Linked DNA regions of Homo sapiens: region 2 is linked to region 1. Evidence: chromatin contacts called from ENCODE Hi-C or POLR2A ChIA-PET data. All regions are on one chromosome and are shown on one strand. Each heading gives the region's core, a stretch centred on a gene start or an enhancer-like site at or near the end of the contact. The rest is flanking DNA. Distances are from core to core; before and after follow the strand shown. Region 1 has its middle 62 kb from the start of CHASERR. Region 2 has its middle 13 kb from the start of CHASERR.

Evidence for each region. Hi-C counts contacts between places; a loop is a spot of excess contacts on that map. ChIA-PET counts read pairs that join two places held with the same protein, here RNA polymerase II (POLR2A). Pooled maps may share reads with other maps.
Region 2: a map of adrenal gland shows a loop between it and region 1 (2.4-fold over the local background). The contact joins two enhancer-like sites. A Hi-C loop is called at or near these places in 16 of 168 maps with a recorded cell type or tissue (Caco-2, PC-9, adrenal gland and 10 more) and 7 of 50 pooled maps. POLR2A ChIA-PET finds 5 or more read pairs at or near these places in 42 of 52 experiments (A549, A673, AG04450 and 31 more).

The regions. Positions count from the first base shown.
Region 1 is chr15:92,819,060-92,821,945 of GRCh38, forward strand. No RefSeq gene overlaps it. Among named protein-coding and RNA genes, the nearest start is that of CHASERR, 62 kb to the right of the region's middle. RefSeq lists enhancers at 1,175-1,722, 1,220-1,514, 1,336-2,001, 1,365-1,509, a silencer at 1,402-1,461 and a cis regulatory region at 1,430-1,445. Within about 2 kb of position 1,417, at least 41 of the 41 ENCODE cell types and tissues checked have a DNase peak (open chromatin) inside an H3K27ac peak, as active enhancers do; they include PC-9, where a contact is called at or near this core.
Region 2 is chr15:92,867,905-92,870,790 of GRCh38, forward strand. No RefSeq gene overlaps it. Among named protein-coding and RNA genes, the nearest start is that of CHASERR, 13 kb to the right of the region's middle. Within about 2 kb of position 1,520, at least 9 of the 41 ENCODE cell types and tissues checked have a DNase peak (open chromatin) inside an H3K27ac peak, as active enhancers do; they include PC-9, where a contact is called at or near this core.

The DNA of each region.
Region 1 (2,886 bases), core at 167-2,666:
ACCTTTTCATTGCACGTAATTAATTTTCCCTGTGATAAGTCGCCATCCCTTCAACATCCAAACTTGAAAATTACCGGCTAACACTGTCCCTAGGTGTCTAAACTCATGCAAAACATTTGTTTAGTACTCAAATATCACAGCTCCGCATTCTGAAAAACATGAAACGTCCGTCAGAAATTACTAAGAAGTGGTGACTGGAATTTCGGAGCATTTACGTTAGGGAAAAAAGGGATATGTTAAAAGGGGGTTGGGGTGGAGGTGCAATAAATGTGGCTGAATATGGCTGAGAAGCATGGGGAAAATGGCTCAATCCGGGAACGAAAAATCAATTTGCCAAGGCCATGATAAGACTGGAACATCTCTGTCCTCTATATTTCATGAGAAGCCATCCTGATGGCCACAGTCATGCCTGCCATCAGAGCAGGGTTCAGGAGGAGTGGACGGGTATGCCTGACAGCAGATTACAGCAAACAGACATCTACCACCGAGCAAACCATCAGAGAAGGCACCCAGCGAAGGGCTGTATCTTTCATCTTTGGAAATGGACTGAAGAGATATTTAATGTGTCAAGAGCTCTACTTCCGGGAGACCAATATTTCTTTTTTATTCAGTTATTTCAAGGAGGGCTCCCAGTAAATTTTGCTTGGTAAGGAGATTAATTTCAGAGCCATGGACTCCCGTAGGATATATCCTGGATGTTTACGTTGCAAAAACCCGGGGCATTGTTATTTATTTCTTCTGTCAGAAAAGCAAGACAGCAATAAACTACCGCTTAACTTGTAAATCACAGAAGTGACTAACCTGAACGAAAGTAATTTGAGGACAAAGGAAGAGGGATTACTTATTCTACTGTTAAGAACTGATCTACAAAGAGATGATACGTTTTCTGATCATGCTTAGCTTCTCAAATAAGTTAATTCTTTTTTCTGGTCATTCCTGGTAAGCTATAATTTGTCCATCCATTTGTCAAAAATGAGTTATCGTTGCTTCAGGACCCATTCATTTTTTAAACCTGTTACACAGTCAGTGTGACTTTGTGAAGTTGTTTCTTTTGTTCCGTTCCCGTGTTGAGTAGCTCTCTTTTGCCCGAGTCAATATTTTAGGGTTTATTTTAGTTTGGTTTGGTTTGGGGTTTTTTCTTTTTTTTTTCCCTTAATTTGAGGAAGCCTATTCTCCGACACTATTTGCCCAGTTAGAGACTACTGCTACCCTGGGAACTGTCTTCGACCTGAATTTTATTTCCTCTAGGAAGACAGGATGGAAACCCCATTTCACGTTTTGGCTTCCCAGGAGCCGCAACCCAGGCCGACCAGCGCACAGGTTTCAGGCAGGAAATGTCAGGGCGCCTTTAAGAGGAATCTGCGGTAATTTTCCACCGCCCCGCCGACGCGGCGGGATGCTGGGCGCGGCAAAATGCGGCTGCGCGGCAGGGCGCGCGCCTCCGTTGCCAGGATACCGCCTCCTCCACCCCCGGCGCCCAGGGCCCTTTTGTTTCCAAGATGGCCTCCGAATCCTGTTTTAGTGCGCCAGGAACAAAGCCAGTTGCACACTGTTGAGCTTAGCGGAAAGCAAGAGTTATATGGCTGGCTTTCAGCCTGTTCAATGTCAATATTTATTTACTGTTACAACCTTACAAAAATCCGTTCAGTTATGTTGTCTGGATGAGAAAAATCAAGGGAGTGCCACCAGGTGTGTAAGCCATGGTCTCAGCCTTTCTGTGGCAGGGCTTTTGCATTCGTTGTTGCTTTTGATAAGAATTCTGGCTTTTCTTGTTAAACTAGCTCAGGAAGAAGTCTGGGCGATGACGGTTAACTATAGAACCATATAATTACGTGTAGTTCAGTTTGGGTAATGATGCCCCGGGCCATGTCCACTCCCCTTTTAAAAATACTTGTTGATTTTTCTTTTTTTTGTTTGTTTTTTGAGACAGAGTCTCGCTGTGTCGCCCAGGCTGGAGTGCAGTGGCCCGATCTGGGCTTACTGCAACCTCCGCCTCCCGGGTTCAAGGGATTCTCCTGACTCAGCCTCCCAAGTAGCTGGGATTATAGGCCCCCGCCACCATACCTGGCTAATTTTTTTGTATGTTTACCAGAGACAGGGTTTCACCATGTCGGCCAGGCTGGTCTCCAACTCCTGACCTCAGGCGATCCGCCTGCCTCGGTCTCCCAAAGTGCTGGGATTACAGGCGTGAGCCACCGCGCCCGGCCCTATTTTTCTTTTTCTTGAAATATTAGTTTACGGCCGGGCCCAGCTACTCGGGAGGCTGAGACAGAAGAATCGCTTGAGCCCGGGAGGCTGAGGTTGCAGTGAGCCGAGATCGCGCCATTGCACTCCAGCCTGGGCAACAAGAGCCAGACTCTGTCTCGGGGGAAAAAAAAAAAAAAAAACTTACACCTAGATCTGATCTTATGGCACCACTATAATTATTATTAGATTATAAATTCCTTGGGGATAGGAACTTTGTTTCTTATCCATCTTTGTATCCCGAAAGTGGCTCTGCCTGTAACAAACCTTCAAATAAAGTTGCTAAGTAATACTAATTCACATCAAAAAGATACTAATTAACATTTATTCTGCCGAGCACTGCCATTAAGATAGGTACCTCCATTTTATTCCCCATTTTACAGATAGAGAAACTAAGGCTCTGGAAGGTTAAGTAATTGCCTGAGGTGCCACAGCTAGTCGTGTATGGTGGAATCCGCATCCAAACCCAAGCAGTCTGATAAGAGCCTGCCCTAAGGCAGCCATTGTGCTATATACTGCCTCTGTAAATATAATACTACTGGGAGTACATGATGTCTTCTAAGTGCAGCACTTGCAGAGTGTGAAAGCCTCTTTCCCTGAAGTACACCTCTCTTTGTTGCGAACTGACTTCTCACATTTGAA
Region 2 (2,886 bases), core at 270-2,769, 49 kb after region 1:
GCCTCAGCCTCCCGAGTAGCTGGGATTACAGGCGCGTGCCACCACGCCAGGCTAATTTTTGTATTTTTAGTACAGAAGGGATTTTGCCATGTTGGTCAGGTGGGTCTCAGACTCCTGACCTTGTGATCTGCCAGCCTCGGCCTCCCAAAGTGCTGGGATTACAGGCGTGAGCCACTGCGCCCGGCCTTACTTATATTTTTTGAGACAGGGTCTCACTCTGTCGTCCAGGGTGCAGCACCGTGGCGCAATCAGGGCTCACAGCAGCCTTGACCTCCTGGGCTCAAGTGATCCTCCTGCCTCAGATCTCCATGAATAGCTGGAACCACAGGTGCACACCACCAGGCTGGGATAAGTTTTTGTATTTTTAGTAGAGATGGGGTTTCGCCATGTTGGCCAGGCTGATCTCGAACACCTGGACCCAAGTGATCCGCCCGCCTTGGCCTCCCAAAGTGCTGAGATTACAGGTGTGAGCCACAGTGCACAGCCAAATATTTAAAATTAAAGACCCATGGCTTGCTTGTTTTGTGACCCTGCAATTTTTTTTTTTTTTTTTTTTTTTTGAGACAGAGTCTCGCTCCGTCACCCAGGCTGGAGTGCAGTGGCGCAGTCTCGGCTCACTGCAAGCTCCGCCTCCCGAGTTCACGCCATTCTCCTGCCTCAGCCTCTCCGAGTAGCTGGGACTTACAGGCGCTCGACACCACGCCCGGCTAATTTTTTTGTATTTTTAGTAGAGACGGGGTTTCACCGTGGTCTCGATCTTCTGACCTCGTGATCTGCCCGCCTCGGCCTCCCAAAGTGCTGGGATTACAAGCATGAGCCACCGCGCCCGGCCGTGACCCTGCAATATTTTGCAACAGGAACAGTCTTTTTCAATTGGCCTGTAGTTCCCAGGCCAGGCAGTCCATCTCATTTGCTGCCAAGTGGGTTTTTGATGGTTGACAATGGTGTACAAACAGATTGGACAATGTGGAGCTTTCTATATAATCTTTATTTTATTTTATTTTTTAAAAGAGATGGGGTCTCGCTCTGTCACTCAGGCTGGAGTGAAGTGGCATGATCATAGCTCACTGCACCTTCGAATTCTTGGGCTCAGGCGATCCTCCCAACTCAGCCCGGCAGTGCTGGGACTACAGGCACGTGCCTCTACACCTGGCTAATTTTTAAATGTTTTTTTTGTAGGGATGGGTCTCATTGTATTGCCCAGGTACTATCATAGTGCACCACAGCCTTGAACTGCTGGGTTCAAGTGATCCTCCACCTCAGCTTCCCATGTAGTTGGGACTACAGGGGCACGCCACCACGTGTGGCCATCTAGTCATGTATTTTGATGGGGTCAGAACAGGCTGGGGTCAGACAGCCAGGGAATGGCCGAGTCAGGTTTGGATCTCAAAGCTGATGGTGCCAAGGTCCTTGCGCTTGGCTTGTTGCTACCACTGTCTGTCTTCCTAGTGCCTACACCTAGTAAGGAGAAGGCACTTGTAAATGAATCACTGTACTGCAAACTGAAAATAGTAAGAGCCCAAGTAAAGTACCAAAGAGTTCTCAGGATTGAGATACTTCTGGTTGGCTGGTTAGGGGCTATTGCATAACATGCCAGCATTCCAGAGATTCTATCAGAGTGCCAACGGCAAAATCTACTTTTTCATCACTGACATACAGGGTGTATCCTGCTTTTTAGGAGCTCTCATAAATGGAAGCCTATATTTACATAAAAGCTACCTTAAATTGTGGTGATTTACTTTGGTGAAACCTTGTTAAAGCCCATTCAATATCAAGTTCTCCTAATCTACTTAATGGAATTTGATGTACAATTGGGTATTTTAATGTCCTGTTGGGTAATTTTGATACAGCAAACATTCCCTCAGTTATTTGAGCATCTACAGCTGTGCATTAGTAAACAAAATAAATCTAAGCCAAGGTTTCTACCTCCAGTAAAGCTAGGTTGAGTCTACTTAGGGAGATACAGTCCTTGTACTCAAATAGATAATAATTTATGATAAAAACCAACTTCTTAGAAATAGCATAGGCGTTAACTGGTAGAAATCCTAAGGAGGGAAAGTAATCACTTTGGAAGAGAGAAATCCAAACAGTTTGCATGAACTGGCCCTGTGGGATGGGCACAGAGCCGGAGATGTGAGCAGTGCACATTTGAGGGCTGTGGGGAGGGCTGTGCAAATGTGGGGGGCAGTCGTGTGCCAGACAGGCTGACAGGACAGTAACAGTCTGGCTGAGGCCAGAGTAGGTGATGCATTAAGCTGGCAAAACACCAACTTAACACTTAAAAGAGGCCTTAGTGCACGCAGCTAGTTGCAAACCGGTAAGACTTTTTTAGGGAGCCCTTCAAGGACAGCGCCTGGGAACCGTCTTCATGTAGAGAGTCAGAGGGAAACCAGAAGGCAAACAGGAAGATGAATGGAAAAGAAAGGGCTAAAGGTGTCAGAGGAAAGCTGGGACCATGCGGTGTCAGGAAGGACCAGGTACTGAGAGCTACAAGAGGTGAGAGGTTACTGTTAGGTGCAAGAGAAAGGTCAAAGAGGAGAGAAATATTTGAGATCGTCGGTGGCATTTTCAGCAGGGTGTGGCAGTGGGGTGGGGCTTCCACCTGATAGCCTGATAGTGTGGCTTCACAAAGATTGTACAGGACCATTTGTCTGATGTTGAACATGCTCTTGATCCTGAAGTCTTTGAGCCAACAGATAAAATACAACCCCATTCTAGTTTATCTCAGTAGCATGTGCCTTATAATAAAATCTGGAATATCTTAGGAAAGATACTTTGAAAACTAGCTACATTAACTGCTCTCAGGGAGGGGTACTGGATGGATGGAAAGAGAGATGAGAGGCTTTTCATTATATATCCTTTTGTACTTTTTGAATTTTGAACCAG